Linked DNA regions of Homo sapiens: region 2 is linked to region 1. Evidence: chromatin loops called from intact Hi-C (ENCODE). Cell type or tissue: heart left ventricle. All regions are shown on one strand. Links, peaks and the distances in the headings refer to the core of each region. The heading gives the core; the rest is flanking DNA. Region 1 overlaps SLC38A1 (solute carrier family 38 member 1). Region 2 overlaps SLC38A2 (solute carrier family 38 member 2).

Region 1 (8,341 bases), core at 86-8,085:
TAACAGACCACAGATAGTCATAACATTTGGTTATGTCAAGGAATCTAGGATGCCATAGAAGTATGGAAAACAAGAAAAACGGAGAAGTAGGCCCCGCGCGGTGGCTCACGCCTATAATCCCAGCACTTTGGGAGGCTGAGGCAGGCAGATCACCTGAGCTCAGGAGTTCAAGACCAGCCTGGGCAACATGGTGAAACTCTGTGTCTACAGAAAATACAAAAGTTAGCTGGGCATGGGGCATGTGCCTGTAGTTCCAGCTACCTGAGAGGCTGAGGTGGGAGGATTGCTTGACCCTGGGAAGTTGAGACTGCAGTGAGCTGAGATCACACCATAGCACTACAGCCTGGGTGACAGAGGGAGACTCTGTCTCAAAAAAAAAAAAATAAATAAAGAAAAATTGAGAAGTATACGCTTGAGAAAATTAAAAACTAAAACTAAAAGCTGAACTATTAAAAGACGCCAAAGATATATGAGTGGATTCAATGCTAAATGACATCAACTTTGTTTCAAACTGGAAATAAATACTGATATTGTCGATCTTTTCTAAGTTTTTAAGATACGCTATTGTGACTATTTTTGTTTATGTTTGATAACCATAGGCTAAAAAGAGACATGAAGAAGTTTATAAGCAGGCCTTAATTTTCTCAAAACCAGCAATCAAAAATAAATCAATAAATCCATAGAATTTTCTTAATAGTTAAAAATGAACAGCAATATTCTCTTTTCCTAGTTTGTGGTCTTAATATTGATTTCTTATTGTCTGATTTACTAGCCTTTTCACCCAAACCCACAGGCAAATCAGAGACGATGTATTTAGCAGTTTACAGATAAATCTGAAGATTATCACCCACTTGCAAAATACGCATACGTAATGGAAAGCAACACAAATACTTAAACTTTCCTCGGTGATACAATATTTGAAAAACCAAATTAATGAAAAAGCCCACATGGTTGGCTACTTTTTATGTTTATGGCCCCCCAAAATACTGCAAGTTTCTGATTTTTCTTGCTTTCTTGTTTCTTAAAATACAATGCTTGTTTAAGAATGGCACAATGTGAGTAAATGTTGAAGCTGGGTGATGAATCCGCTGACGTTCATTAGACAAGTCCGTTTATTTTAATTGCATACTTGCCTATTAATGAGGGGATGTAAAACGATTAAGATAAAAAATTAAACAAATTTCTTACTCTTTAAGCTCACTGTAAATTGGCAGGACTGACGGGTGGCAAACAAATGCAAATGCAATGGTGGGTAAAGCATACACGGTCTATTTGAGAGAAAAGAATAGACATTAGGAAAAACACTTTTACCATAAAAAGGACATAGCTCCAGTATTTCTGAGCTGTCTTTTTATCTGACAGCTCTTCAGAATCCCTGGATTATTCGGTTATTAGGGAGGTTTTGATCTCTAAAGTAGAAGCAGCTTTTCTAAGACAGCTTGTCTAGCTCGAGCCATTAGCCACTTGTCACAGAGGGACTTCGGATTTGGCTCACCTATGGTGTATTTTATATACTCCAGGTATACAACACCCCCTGTTTATACAGCATGAGCCAGTTACATGGCACTCTTCCTAGGATAGCTCGCTGGGTCCCCACAGCAATCCCAAGCAGTAGGCAGACTGTGGCTGTTCTCCTGGCTCCCTCCAACAGGTCAGGCGACTGGCCCAGCACTCCCACCTCTAGTTTACTGCTCTTCGCTCTACATCAGGTGCATGGAATCGGACTTAAAAGATACCCTCTGAAAAGAAAATCTGTTCCATATTGCACTACTTTGGCTATATCCTTACAATCAGAGAGAAGGAGAAAGATCGCGATCTATTTAGTTTTCTTAGATAAGGCTCTTTGAAACTCTCACACTCAATCTAACTTCCTATGCAAAAAGAAGTGAAAACTAACCTATCTTATGCCCTAACTCTGCTGATGCACTATGCCAGGCACATTCTAACAAAACCTTGTAAGATACAGAATAGAATACTTATTTTTACTCAAGGGGTTGGGTGACTTGCCTGAGGATTCAAATCCAAGCCTGACTGACTCCATAATCCTCTGTTTCCCATTGTATCAACAATATTTTAATAGTATGAGAGTTTTTTAAGTGCCAGTTTGTGGTGGCATCTATATTTCAACTGTGCAACCTGAGGAAGTCTGCAGTATTCCTTTCTGTCATCGCCAGAAGAAGGGAGCTAAGGATGTTGTTAGTCTGTTTTTGAAGTATCACCTAGCACTCTACACAGAAAAAGCTGAGACAATTATCCAGAATGGGATTTTCACAGAGAATGCTTAATGGTAAGAGAGAGTGTAAAATATAATATTTGTATATTTCTCAAGGATCTCTACATAGATGTGTAATCTGGAAGCAATGGTATCATGTGTTCTTTTGAGAACTAATACATTCAAACCAGTGCAATTACAAGCATGAGAAATAGAATGTCCTTAATAAAAATGCTTGTTTCATCTGCAAAGGATCAGGAAACTTACCTTTGAATTGAAGGTAACATATTTTGGCGTACACGTGTCAGCATTTGTTGAATTAGCACTTATTGTTGAATTTAGCTCTGGAACAATGCAGGGAATTTGAAATTTCTTGTAAATAACCTGGTATTAAGAAGTATAGTAGAAGCAATATGGACTTTAGTAAAGCCAATGAATAATTATTACATGCCATTGTACTATCACAAAACCAAACCAACCATTGCAATCAGCACTTACCACAATTAGGAAAAAAACCATACAGCTCAAGGAAAATCCACTAGTATAGCCAAGATACCCTTTAAAAAAAAGTAAAAAATAAATTATTTCATTTTTTTCCATTTTTAAAAATTTTGGAGCTACCCATCATAAACTGTTATTATTTCAAAATTCATCACCTCACTTATTTCAGTGCATTATTTGAAGCATATTTTAGAGATCCAATAATAAACATACATGCCCAAGTGAATACAAGATTTATTATTTGACAGTGCTACTTTATTTGGCAAAAAAATGGGGCTCTGAATAGAAACATTATATTACGTGTTTTGATTCCAACTCTCCCTGGCACACTAGAGAACACAGATTCCCAGAATCCAGCAGAAAAGAGCCTTCCAATTTTTGCTGTAAGTCTGTGTTGGTGGACCCTGATGGAGTCCTATGGGCAAACCCATTTACTCCTTGATCCCCTCAATAGCTCTTTATTATGCACTTATTGTGTGCATACTGAATGTCAGTTATAATACTTTTCTCCCCAGATGACAGAGAGTAGATGAAGCGAATTTCTAGTGGTAAATTGAGTATCTGGGGCTCTTTAGTAGCTCCCCTTAGAATGCCTGGGAGATCTCCAATTGCTACCATGACCTCCAGAAAGGTAGAGTTAAGTAGCCTCTCGGGACTGCATTATTTTCAACCCAGGGGAAGAGCTTTTCTCTACTTAACTGAAAAGAGCTACCTCTATAGGTACAGAAAACACAGAGGCAGAAACCAGAAAATTAAGTAGTTAAAAAAATCTATTTATAAACCTCACAGAACAACTACAGAGCTGTTTTGTTTTGTATCCAAAACAAAACAAAAAACTAAGGCTCATAATTATTGTTTGGAGAGCTTTTATCCAAACTTCTGTTTGAATTAGCCCAGAATTAAAGTAAATACATTTTATAGGTTTTTGACTAGATGGCAGTCTGGTCACATTATTCAATGTATGAAATTCCCTTAACATCAGGCATCCTTGTCTCCAAATACAAGCATAAAAACAAGTAGTAGATCAAAGCCAAATGGATATGACTTGGAGATTATCCGCCATTTCTGACTTTTGATTTCTCTCTCCCACTTCGAAGAGAAATAATTGAGGCTGGTCAGACTCTCTAAATTTATAATACTTGTGGGTATAAATCTAGGCAGCTTTCTGTCTCCATATTAGATTTGAAAATGTATTTATCTAAATAATGAGGGTATTTAAGACTTCGTATGAAGAGAATTGCATTTTCTGGACTTTTCTTAGAGTAGCATATAAGTTGTACTACTGAAAATAGCCCTGTCTGTCCTGGCCCCAGGACCTCCCTTCTCCCCTCCACAGCTCAGTAGAGGGATTGTTTAGGAGGTCACATACTGACTGTTATTTTTATCCCATATTAAAGTTGGGACCGATTAATACTTGCAATTTATCATGTACTTAATCTTTGAGTGCATGCAGAGGGGAAGCAGAGGGCAACACTGTCCATTTTTATTCAGTTTCTGATTCACTTGGGCACTGCAGAATATGATAAAAGCAAAATCTGTCCTTACCTAAGTTCTTCAAGAGACACAGAGGGAGAATTATGCCAAAGGTAACTATCACCACCAGAACGCGGCCATCCACGTACCAGGCTCTGAAAGGCATTTAAGTGATTAGGTTATATTTTTTTAGAAAGTGACTTTTTTCCCCTCCAATGTAAAATTTCATGATATCATGATATATATTTTTATTAATTTTTACTATATGCATTAATTTTTAAAATCATTATTCAGGTCTTATCCAAACACTTTAACCCAGCCCCTACTTATATACTACAGCTTCACTCCCCTGTAATGGAAGAGGGAATATTGGTTTTTTTTTTTCCCATTGGCTAAATGTGGCATTCTTTTGAATTATTTACATGGTTTCAAAGCTGAATGCACACATTTCATTCTGTCAGATTACAACTTGTCCTATCAATTATTTAAAGAGAAAGCTCCTTTTTGTTTTGCTGGGCTAGTATCAGTGAGAAACAAGTCACTACAGGTAGACATTTCTCTCTCCCTGATCCCTTGGATTTGACCTTGAATCCTGAGAACACTAGAGACTCTGGCTTCTACGATTCTCCCTTGAAAGAAAACAGAGAAACTAAGACTGACAAGAACTGTTAAACAAGAGGGAGTCAAAACACAATTGTGCCAAATGTAGCTGCAACATTTTCCAGGGTTATCTACATCTTTAATGAGGTTGGCTCATGTAAATTTCGCCCCCAAAATGCTATGTCCCTTCTTTAAGTAAGAGGCTAGGGTCTTAATTTTTGTTGCACGTTCCACTTTTGTGTTAAAAATACTGCATATCTGTTCTATTTCACAGAAACTAGATATAGATTTCAGGCTCTGGGGAAAATGCAGTATCTACCGCTCATAGCATGACAGACAAATCTACTTTTCAAATGTGCATATGCAAATGGCTCTCCTGCTTTTTTCCTTTATATAGCCCCAAAGAAATTTATTGTTGAAACAACAAACAAACAAAACGCAGCCTAGGAAAAACTTTCTGCAATATTCACAAGCAAGAATTTTGATTGGCCCATATTTAAATTAAAAACATTTTAGTTATATCATAAAAAAATGGTCTATAACTTACGAAAATGTCTCTTCCTTTCCCATTAGAAACTTTATGGCAGAGGGTAGTTCATTTTTTACGATGAAGAGGTAGCTCAGCATTGCTGAAGGAAAATGAGAACATTTTTAGAAAGAAGATACGAAGGCTTATGTTGCAAGCTACATAAAAAGTTATCAGCCCGTTCTTAGACCAACTGTCAGTAAGACACAAAGGCAACTTCAGCTACTCTAGCAGGATTTGTGGCTTTAAATAAGTGACTGCTGTCTCTGCTTTACTTTCCCTGTGCCATTTTAGCAATGAGGATGATAACTGCTTGAATTATGTTAAAATTCATGTGGCCGCTCATCCACCAGAATTAGTTTCAAGTTATGTAAAGAAAAGCATGTTCTTTTTACCTCCAGTGTTCTGTAGAGAGGTGGCTCCAAAGATTACGAACTTCCCTGTGGTGCCAAAGACTTGTTCCCCCAGCTTTTCATACACCATGCAGCCTATTTAAAAATCAAATTTGAGAACACAAGAAATGACAGGGTTCAGAAAGTTAAAATAGTCAAGATTTTGTCATTCTATTGACTGTTCCCCAAGTTACTATGTGCCTTTCTCAAACTCACACAAATAGTCATTTTGGCCTTCAGGGGTTAAGGTATCCTCATTACAAAACAAATTCTTAACATTTTAAAATGTGAGATGCAACCATCATTTCTCCTTTTTCAAGTTGGCTACCAGAGCATTACAATTAACCTATTAGGTCATAAGGCTTATTTTTAACTACCTCTATCTTACAAAGGGGAAATTCCTTCTGTGATCTTTTTCTTCAGGTCTGGTGTACACCATTAAAATACATATTTGATTTAAAAAGATCCTAATAGTTGAAACAAAAAGATTCCTTTTGAATTAATGACCTGAACTGATTAGGCAAACAAGGAATTATCTTAATAACATCCCATCAATGCCTCCACGTTCTAAATGTAATAACAAGCTTAGAAACATTTTAATAGCCACGACATACAAAACCTAATTATTCATAAAATGTAGTTCAAATACATGCAACTCACAAAAGAGAGCAGAAGACTAATCTGTCAAAAGCATAATTTGTCTGTAGCAAAATTTGAAAGTGTTCGACTAGCTCATCTCAATAAATACTGAAACTCTAAAGCATTCACTTTTTAAAAAGTGTTTATATTTCTTTATAACTGTTCAGTTCATGTTTTCAAAAGGTTCACGGAGAGCAATATGGGACAGGCTATAATTAAACCTTTGTTTAATCTCTCATAAGACTGGTGTTTAAACTAGACAATGGTTAGCTCCTCAATTTATTATAAAATGTTCCAGTTAAATGGAGTCATGTATATACAATAATAGTTGACCAATGTGGTTTTAGTTAATGTAAAAGTCAAAGAATTACAAACATAATCCAGTGTCCCAGAAATAGAAAATAAACACTTCAGGTATTACACTGCCCAGAGTACTTGAAGTCTCTTCATAGCTTGCTCACTCCCACATTGCCTCAGGAGTAACACTTTCTCCTTGGAATATGCACAAGAGAATGACAGGTCTGTTTACTTTTAAAACCTTGGAAGTTATAATATAAAAACATGGGATCTTTGTTCTGGATTTATAAAGACCTAAGGAAAAACAAGCTTTTAAAATGAAGTCATTTTAAACCAGAAAAACAGGTATAATTGAGGGTTCACTTTAAGTGACAACATTATTTTCTCATTGTCCATGACAATTTAATTTATATTTTGCTGCAACTGTTTCTCTAGATAAATACTACTATAGGTCTTCCAATCACTCTAGGTCAAAATAGTCTTTCTTTTTAATAATCAAATTGCTGTACAGAGAGAACATCATTGTTCCACAATGCTACCATAAAAATAATTCACCCTGGTTTTAACAAAATCAAACACGTCCTCAGCTTACCTGTTTCTTTTGAACAGATCAATAGGAGGTTTATTGAATATATAGACAGCAATGTCACTGAAGTCAAAAGTACCCTAAAGCAAAGAAAATAAATCTTATTGTAATATCTAGAAAAGAATATATTCTGGCATTACAGTTTAGAAGGGCAAAGGTTTATTTGTATGGTTAACACTATTTGTTAATAGTATCCAAATTTTGGAACCTATTAGTCATCCCTGCTTTAAAATCCTCAACAAAAATGTCCTACCAAATAAAGAAGTGCTCATTAGAATCTGAGTAACAGTTCAAATCCTTTATGTAATTCGAAGCCCAAATAGCTCTCTGGGAGCATTTCGGTTGAGATGACTTTAAAACAACATTATGAAAGAAGGCTTTTGTAGTCTATGTTGCACTCTCTGTTACATCCGGGTGAGAAAGTGTGAGAATGGGGTGGGAGGGGCGGAGGGAAAGGCTGGCAGTGACCTTAGGAGAATGACCACCTGACTTTGGGCAACTTGCTTAACATTCCCATCTCTGGATTCCTTGCCCATAATATAAAGATACAAGCCAAATGATGTCTAGGGTTCTTTTCATCTATTACTTCATGGCTATTTTAAAATCTATATATTGGGCTACTAATGTAATTCACTTTTTTTGCACCTGGTTCCTCTTAGATGAATAAGCACCACTTGGTAACCAGTGGGAAAATTTGACAATCAAGTATAATGAAAAGACTTTTTTGAATGATGAACTCATGTTTTTGTTTTAGTACATCTGGGTCATTATCACACCCTTCTCAAGAAAAAGTGCAGTTAAAATGATGTGGGAGATTATATAGATGATTTCTGAAACATTTGGTTAAAACAGACATGATAATTGAAAATAAAGCCTATTTATTAAAAAAGAAGAAAAAAAATCCAGTCCCCAGATGAAACCGCTCACTTCCTGATGTGGGAAAATATATCCCTAGAACAATACATAACTGCAATTGACTCTATGTTTGAGTCATGAAAGGCAATTATTTTTCCACCAAGTGCTGTTGAGAGGCACTTGGCACATCATGCCGTTCGCTCTGCGTGGGCTGCTTCCTCCTGGCCCTTCCCCCTCCCAGCACACCTGTTGAAGGCTGC
Region 2 (8,293 bases), core at 1-8,000, 160 kb after region 1:
ATTATCTTCCATTCTAATAAGTTGAAGACACAAACATTTCAGTCTGAATGAACCAAATTGTTTGGGGACAGAGAAGAAAAGTGATGAACAGAGTTCATCTGATTTGGTATAGCAATAATCAATCATCTTTTAAGTAATGGTGACGTTTAAATGGAAAAAACTATGCTCCTAATTCATGGTACAATTTTTCATTACATCATTTTCTCTAAAAATTATTTTGGGTAAAAAAGTATTTGGCTTATTATGCCTACAAAAAGGCAAACCATTTCATTATATTAATATTCATTTTTAAATACCAATGACATTATTTTATGGAATTTATTGATAACTGCTTCTGAATAAAGTTCAAAAAAGCAATTTCTTAAAAGTAAAAGAGTGCTTCTGAGGTCTTTAAGTATTTTTGGTACAAAAAATAATAGTGTTTTTGTCAATGGTTATTCAATATTTTGCTGTAAATTAAAAAGAATTGTTTCTCACATCAAATGGTTCCATTAGGCACATTCAAGTAAAATCATAAAATATCCAAGTTAAACAATGACACAGCCAAGCATGTGGCTTGATAAAAGTTAAGAGTTTGTCCATTCTCTGGAATGGAATAAAATTGTCACTTCCCTTAACCCGAGACTCGTGGTTTTGTTGTTCATATCCATTTCTAACATACAGATAAGTTTCTTAAAAAAACAAAACAAAACAAAAAAGTTCACTTATTCTGCACTCAGAAGAACCAGCGAGGAATCTGCACTTCAAAAGGAAGTGAAACTGAAAACATTAGGTGAAATTTCATAGTAGTTGAGTTTACTCAACACTGGCATCAGATGGACTGAGTTTGAGTTTGAGTGGTGCCAATTAATGGCCACCTCCAGGTGCATTGTGTACCCAATCCAAAACAATCAAGGCCATGCTTCCGGTCATCACCAGTACACCACTTAACAGGAAGAACAAAGCCTGCAAAGAGCATAGAGAAAATTGATCAGCAAGTAATAAAACATATATGCTAAACATTTCTTCTATTTTTTGAAATGTGCTTTAATTACTAAAATCTATCCACTATATAATCTATAGAAAGAATATTTAACTTGCTAAATATAAACTCCTAAGTGATCAGTATGTTATCTGCAGTACACAATAACTACCTTTGAGGCCTTCTGAACTTTTTCACTTTTTCATTCCTTTGTCTCAAGTGACAGGGAATTTTCTTGCTAAACAAACTGCTTCATATAGAACTGGACTGGATTTTTTTTTGCAATTTTTTAGAATGAAAGTCAAGTCACAAAATCAAACCCAAATCATCCTAAAATGCAGCAAAAGTCAAAGCCAGAGGTCTTTCCAGGAAATACTAATTCCTAAATCCTACCCTTCAATACTGCCACTATGTAATTTAGAGTAAAACAAGATGACAGTTGTTGGTTTATAAACAATTCTAGTACTTTAATCAGAGCAGAATGAAGGAGAAAATAATGACTAAAAAGCAGTCTTTTTCCTAAATATCACCACCAGGATTCTGGTTCTAGGAACCACATCATTTGTGGTTAGCACATCATTCTCTGTCACCAACTGGTACTACACTTTAGAGTAGATACATAATAGTAAACACCATGAAGAGACGGCCTCCCTGAGAGCTTCGCTCTGAAGATGGTCAGTCTCATTCAACTAAACAGCCCTTCCTTCTCTTTTATATATTCAATGCCCATTTAAGTGCCTGTCACACAGTAGGCAGTCCAGTGAAAACTGGTTGAACAAATGTTGAAAGCTGAGTATCTCATCTAGTCTTCATCCCTATTCCTATCTCCAAAGTATCTAATAACTTTATTGCAATTAATTTAAGTGTTCATTAGATGGCAAACTATCTTTCCCCTTCCCTCTGCAATCTTCCATCTGTGAAGTATACCATTACAGAAATGTTTGCTGGAAACTTAAAAGTGAAACCATAACAAATAACAGCTATGAGAATAAAATTAAAATCAGTTGGGGAAATTTATGATATTATTACTGTTTCTATGGTTATAATCTTTCACTCACCCCAATCTTTTGTACAGATTTCATAGGTTCTTTCTTCACCAACTTGATATAGAAGGCAGAAGGAAGAATAAAAATCAACATAGAAGCTGCAGATGCACCTGTAAAACAACATTTATGTTTCTTGAGGATTCAATGAACCACTCGTCATTCATTCTTTAAATCTTAAAATCCCTGATGTTTGAATCCACTTGGATACTTTCTAAAACTTACCAATAAAACCAAAGATATCCCTAATAGTTGGGACAAAGATGACAAGTAAATTGGTAAATGCCAAGATAGACACTGTAATGAGACTATGACGCCACCAACTGAAATCTTTTGATGCACACAACAAGTGAGTTACAGAACTCCGGATCTGCAAAAAAAATAAATAAAATGTATTTTAAAAATAGCAGCAATATAAAATTTAAAAATCCAGCTTCAATGAATGAAAAGAATGCCCAAGTAACAAGGAATCTATCCAAAATAGTAACTATTTCTAAATAAAACTGTGCCTCTTTCTCTGCTGTTTCCTGAACATCTGAACACTTAAAGATCATTTTATATCTTATGGTGAAAAAAATGTCCCCAGGGTATTTTGAAAATATACACTGTATTTTTAAAAAGCCCCTTCAAAACCACCACCAACTTAGTATTGTTCTACTGGTGTTTCCCTTCTTCCAGAAGATGAAAATCTCACCAATATTCACATGTCTAAAAACTCCTTCCTACTGAAAGCAGAGCAAGTGATTACTTACTGGGAAAATAACTACTGGTACTGTCAGGGTCACAGCCATTAACACAGCCAGACGGACAATGAGAAGAAGAATATCAGTTCCCAAGATAGAAGAGTAGGTATGAAGCAATTCTGACTCAACATGTTCTACAGGGAAAGACCAAAAAAACTTTGATTGGCTGTTTTCATTGGACACCAAGTAGAAAATTTAACAGCAAAATGTGCACCAGTTATTTAGCTACTCACAAAACGACTATAAACTAAGAGGCTAATAAGATTTGTTTGGAATTATAGTTAATGCAATTAAAGTAACATTGAAGGAAAATTTTTCTAAATACCACAGAGATTTAGCCACATGACTCCCATTAAAAACAACAGGAGTTAAGCAGCTAAATCTCCTGGCTTGGCTTGCAATTTGTGTTTGTGTTACATAGTCTGAAGGTGATGGGAGAGGAGACAGGCAATATGAACTCAGAGGCTGGCATATCATACAAATATGCCATCAAATGATTAATGATATTTTCAAACCTGGATTCTAGAAATTACTGATTAAATACACTACAGAAAATTCTAAGCTCTAAATTTAATTTCTCATCACAAATATGAAATATATTAAAACAGACTATTTTTAAAGTGATGGAACTACACATAGAAAACTAGCAGCTTCATTTCAATAAGCGTTTTTTTTTGTTTTTGTTTTTGTTTTGGTAAAGGAGGCGTTACTTACCGTAAAATGTTAGGTATCCAAAGAGGGCGGCAAGCAGATACATGAGAAACATAGCAAAAAATGAAATCTTGGACACATTCATCATTCTTCTACGGCTGCGGCTATGTAATTCAAGAGAAAATTCAAATATATATTTCAGCAGCAGTTACAGCAATTGTCTAATATTTTCTCAAATTTATGTAAAAATGAAATACTCACTCTTTCAGTTCTTCATAGATGGGAAGAACAGCAGGATGACAGACAAATGAAAAGATCAGAATTGGCACAGCATAGACAGTCTGAAAGAAAACGTAAAAATCTACTTAATCTGATGTAACGAACTCATGCTGTCACATTTCCGCAGCATATATTTTATGTAAACAATCTTAGAATCAAAGCCTAAGTTTCCTTTGTGTAATTAGCTTCCATTCTTCTAATCTGTTCATGAAGTATGATCAATATCCTCACTTCTGAATGTGTCAATTATTAGCACCATATGATTATCTCAATTCTCAATCTATTTTCAGATGTAAACCAAAACTTTCTTCACAGTCCTCAATAATTAGCTAATCACATGTTTTCTATAAAGCACCTATTATCCTCCTCCCTTTACCCTGGGAGTGAATAGCTTCCCTCTTTTCTTCCCTAAACTCTTCTTTTGAGAAAATAAGCATATTTAGTTACCTGTGAGTTGAAAATAAAATAGTGAGGTCTGCAAGAGTCATTTTCAGTCACGTTATGTGACAAAGCAGGTACAAGAGCTGTTGGCTGTGTTAAGGTGGTGTTTATTGTTTCGTTAATTATCAAAGCAGCTTCCACAGGACACGGAACCTGAAATTTCTTGCAAATGACCTAAAAATATATTATTTTGCATGTGTTAAACTAAGTGACATGGCAGGGCTTATAAAAAATTTTTTCTAAAAAAAAAATCATACCCACCACAATCAGAAAGAACACCATACACAACAAGGAAAGGCCACTGGTATATCCCAAATATCCTATAAGGAGGGGTGGCAGGAATCAGTATTAGTTTAATGAAACAGATTTAAGGCAAATATCTTTTTCCCACTGAATAACTCAATTCTGCTGGGAAGACTTTAGGCACTAAAGTATGTGTATAGCACTAAATTTCTAATTCTTATGATACTAAATTATAGATTTATTTAAATATACTTGTCATAACCCAAGCTAATAAAAACTATCATTTGCATTATTTCTTACAAAGCACAACATATAGTGTCAATTAAATATTTTGGCTCCTAAATTTTGCATGCTGTAAGTCCCAAAGATATACCTTTCTACTTTCTAGGGCTTTTTCATTCTGATTAATTTCTATTCAGAGAAAGCCCAACTAACTGGTGAGAGGCTCATTTCAATTCTCTTTAGAGATGAGTTTGCTCACCTAAATTTCTAAACAGCGACAAAGGAAGAATGACCACCAATGACACCAACAGAACCAAATAGTTCCCGTTCAGATACCACAATCTAAAGAAAACAGAAACAAGGTCAAAACAGTCACAAATATCCTCTGAAAAATATACACATCTTCTAACAGGACTCATTTCATAGGAATACCATGAAAACAAACACACAAAAAAGACATGTTTGGAAAAAGTTTCCCCTGTTCAAGATAGGAATAACTTTTTAATTTTGTGTGCTAGATGAACATTTACTCAGGTTAGAAGTCGGGTATAAAACAGTGTAACTTTTGTCCCACTACTTGCTCTGGGAAGGCTGCCAGCTGATTCATAACACAAAATGCTTCTCAAAGACTTGATACTAATGCAGGGAACAAAGCTTGTTTGTTAAGCCAGTAATCTTATCTTTAAGCACTTTCAGAAAAATTGTACACCAACTTTGGTACAGCTTTAGCATGTAATTTCTAATGCTGGAAACTAAAAAATTTTAAAACAAGTTTTTTTCCAGATGCGTTAGCAAATATTATTAAATATTTCAATGAGGAAACGTTTTCATAAAATGCACAGGCAAACTGCCCCCCCCATAAAAAAAATTATAAAACTCAGTCCCCCAAACCAGGACTTATTCCAGGTTATCAGAGTATGTTGTGACATCTTGACCCACCTTTAACTCCAAAGACAGCCAAAAATATCCCTTTTGAACTTTAGAAAACATTATGTATATCCTCTAAGCCTTTTTCTTTTTAGGTAAATCATGAATTGCACTGTCTTCTAAATCACTATTTTCAAATTCTAATTGCCTCATGAATTCTGTTCACTTCAGCAGTAAGCACTCTGCAGAACACCAACACTTAAAGATCAGCTTAAAAAATTAAATTTCTAAAGCCACATCTGAGATAACAGCACTTCTCTATTTTGACGTAATGAGCTGCACATAGGGTGGGAAGTAAATTATCCTTCCCCATGTTTACTTTAGATAAATACCTGTGAGTTCACTGGGATGAGTAACTTTGCTAGAAGAAAATGGTTTCTATAGCATGCCCAAACATTTTCTGGCACATGTTGAGTATCCCTTATTCAAAATGCTTGGGACCGAAGTGTTTTGGACTTTGGAGTACCTGCACATACATATTTGAAGTATCTTGGAGATGGCACTGAAGTCTAAACACAAAATTCACTTATGTTTCCTATACACCTTCTTAAACCCATAGCCTAAAGGTGATTTTATACAGTATTTTAATTAATTTTGCACACCTGTCACGAGATCAGGTGTGGATTTTCCACTTGTAGTGTCATGTTGGCACTCAAAAAGTTTTGGATTTCAGATTAGGGATGTCCAGCCTGTATTTTGCATTGAACAGATTAAGTCTTAAGAATTCCAAACTTACAAAAATAAGACGGATTAATTTTTAATGTAATTCAAAGCTTCAGTCCTCACTTAGGATATATATTAAAAACACCTATAACTTCTTTAAGTATGAACATAAAGACAGAAAGCAAGTTCTAGAAAACCTGTTTTAGAAATTAAGATATCCAAAATTGTAGGGCTAGCTACTATCTTTCGGCCTTTCCTTCTCCAAAGTTCGAATCAGTTTACGGGGATGGGGGGCCTTCTTGGTCAGTTTCAAAAGGAACATTTATGGATAATTAACTAATCATTTTGTATACAACTTTGATAAAAATGTATCTAACCACTTTTGACTATAATTGTTTCTTATGAGTAACCTTACTTAGCACCTACCCAGTTTTATCTTCAATGTTCGTTAATGCCTGGATCACCAAAGGCAACTCATATTTCACTATGAAGAGGTAGCTTGACATAGCTGGAGGAAAACAAAATTATACCATTACAAGTGCAAAACGCGGCACGTGACACTAAAACGCATGTGTCACCATTCTGTGCTCCACAATGAGCATAAAGTCTACCCAAATAATCTTTTGAAAAATTCTTACCTCCAATGTTCTGCATTGTAATTGATCCAGATGCTGCAAGCTTTCCAACTAATCCAAATGCCTTATATCCCAATTGTTCATATAATAAAGACCCTACAATTTGAAGACAGAAGCATGAAGCCAAGGATTTTAAAAGAGAAATAAAATGATAGGTATACATTGTTTTAGAAAAATCAAGAATGCTATCATACCTCCTTCATTGGCAGTCTTCAAAAGGAGATGAACAGAATACAGGGAAAATATTGACACAAATGTCAAGAGAATTCTGGTGAGAGAAGGAAAAGGCATAGGGTTATAAATAAGCATGGCTATATTTAAAGACAACTCTTTCTGGATGTTTAAATAACATTATGTGTGCAACTTGTCCTATTTGTGTCAAAATGCCCTGAAGAACTGGCATTTCCTCTCCTACTAACTGGAATGGCAACACTGTCTCTTGGCTGGCAGTAAAAACTTGCATCATTTCTCAGGTGATAGTTCTACAGCATTGGTTAGGAACAAGGATGTCTACCCACTGAGCCAAACATAGCATGAGACACTGGAAAGCTCAACTTCCCAGTGATGGAGTTTGAAACTTGTATTTTGATTCTGGCACCACAATAATGAGCTGTATGCTTGCCACCTTTCTGCATTTCAGTAGTTCCCCTTATCTGTAAAATATTAGTAATATCCGCCACTAAACCCAGCCCACAAGGTTCTTGGGAAATTCAACTGAGACACGTTCAGGAAAGGTTTTAAGACCACATGGACCGTATACACAAAAACAGGAATGACAGGCCAGGTGCAGTGGCTCATGCCTGTAATCCCAGCACTCTAGGAGGCTGGGGCAGGATGACTGCTTGAGGCCAGGAGTTCGAGATCAGCTTGGACAACATAACATAGGGAAGCCACATCTCTACCGAAGGAAAAACAAAAAGCCAGCTGTGGTGGTGTACACCTATAGTCTCAGCTACTCAGGCTGAGGTGGGGGTATCACTTGAGCCCAGCAGTTTGCCACTGCACTCAGCCTGGAGGACAAAATGAAATACTGTCTTTTTAAAAAAAAAAGAAAGAAAAGGAAAAGAATGGTAAGGGGGAAATGACACTAACATGATACTAACATTTTAAGAGGCACTACAAGCTTTACTAACAACTGGGCACAAATCAGAGAACTAACCATTGTGATGACATACTACATTGCACCCCATGGCAAGGAATACAGGCCCACTATTGTCACAGTTAAACAATGTCTGTGCTAGAACAAGTAGGCTATCAGCTTGACTGTCTCTAAGCCTTTCCTCCCTTGACCCTTTCACTTGGATTGAGCAACAGAAAAAAAATAAATAAATAAGGTAACATAGAGTGACTAAAGGGACCCTAATGTCACCTAATTTTCCTTTAGGGTAAGGGTTCTCCCTCATTCCAGCTTTACTTTCCTTCCACCTAGGAGAGCCCAGAGATACAGACTAATTTTTTAAAGAAATTAAATAACAAAACAGGGAA

Evidence for each region. Peaks named below come from ENCODE experiments on the same cell type or tissue, not always from the same donor. Only the 100,000 strongest peaks of a DNase experiment are listed, where the experiment ranks them.
Region 2: it touches region 1 in a loop (2.2-fold over the local background); 19 of 110 quality-filtered maps call a loop at or near these places.

The regions. Positions count from the first base shown.
Region 1 is chr12:46,201,822-46,210,162 of GRCh38, forward strand. It overlaps SLC38A1 (solute carrier family 38 member 1), which reads right to left. Exons shown (of 17, transcript NM_030674.4): 6 at 7,233-7,306; 7 at 5,708-5,800; 8 at 5,334-5,415; 9 at 4,259-4,341; 10 at 2,711-2,769; 11 at 2,480-2,596; 12 at 1,189-1,268. Among named protein-coding and RNA genes, the nearest start is that of SLC38A1, 63 kb to the right of the region's middle. RefSeq lists an enhancer at 6,093-6,182. In heart left ventricle, for the core only: a CTCF peak has its summit at 3,618; no DNase peak of the experiment used is centred there; H3K27ac peaks cover 990 bases.
Region 2 is chr12:46,360,265-46,368,557 of GRCh38, forward strand. SLC38A2 (solute carrier family 38 member 2) reads right to left here. Exons shown (of 16, transcript NM_018976.5): 5 at 7,003-7,076; 6 at 6,812-6,904; 7 at 6,600-6,681; 8 at 4,843-4,925; 9 at 4,380-4,438; 10 at 4,125-4,292; 11 at 3,660-3,739; 12 at 3,462-3,562; 13 at 2,757-2,881; 14 at 2,230-2,374; 15 at 2,020-2,117; 16 at 1-945. The coding sequence ends at 847. Among named protein-coding and RNA genes, the nearest start is that of SLC38A2, 8.4 kb to the right of the region's middle. In heart left ventricle, for the core only: no CTCF peak of the experiment used is centred there; no DNase peak of the experiment used is centred there; H3K4me3 peaks cover 3,557 bases; H3K27ac peaks cover 1,906 bases.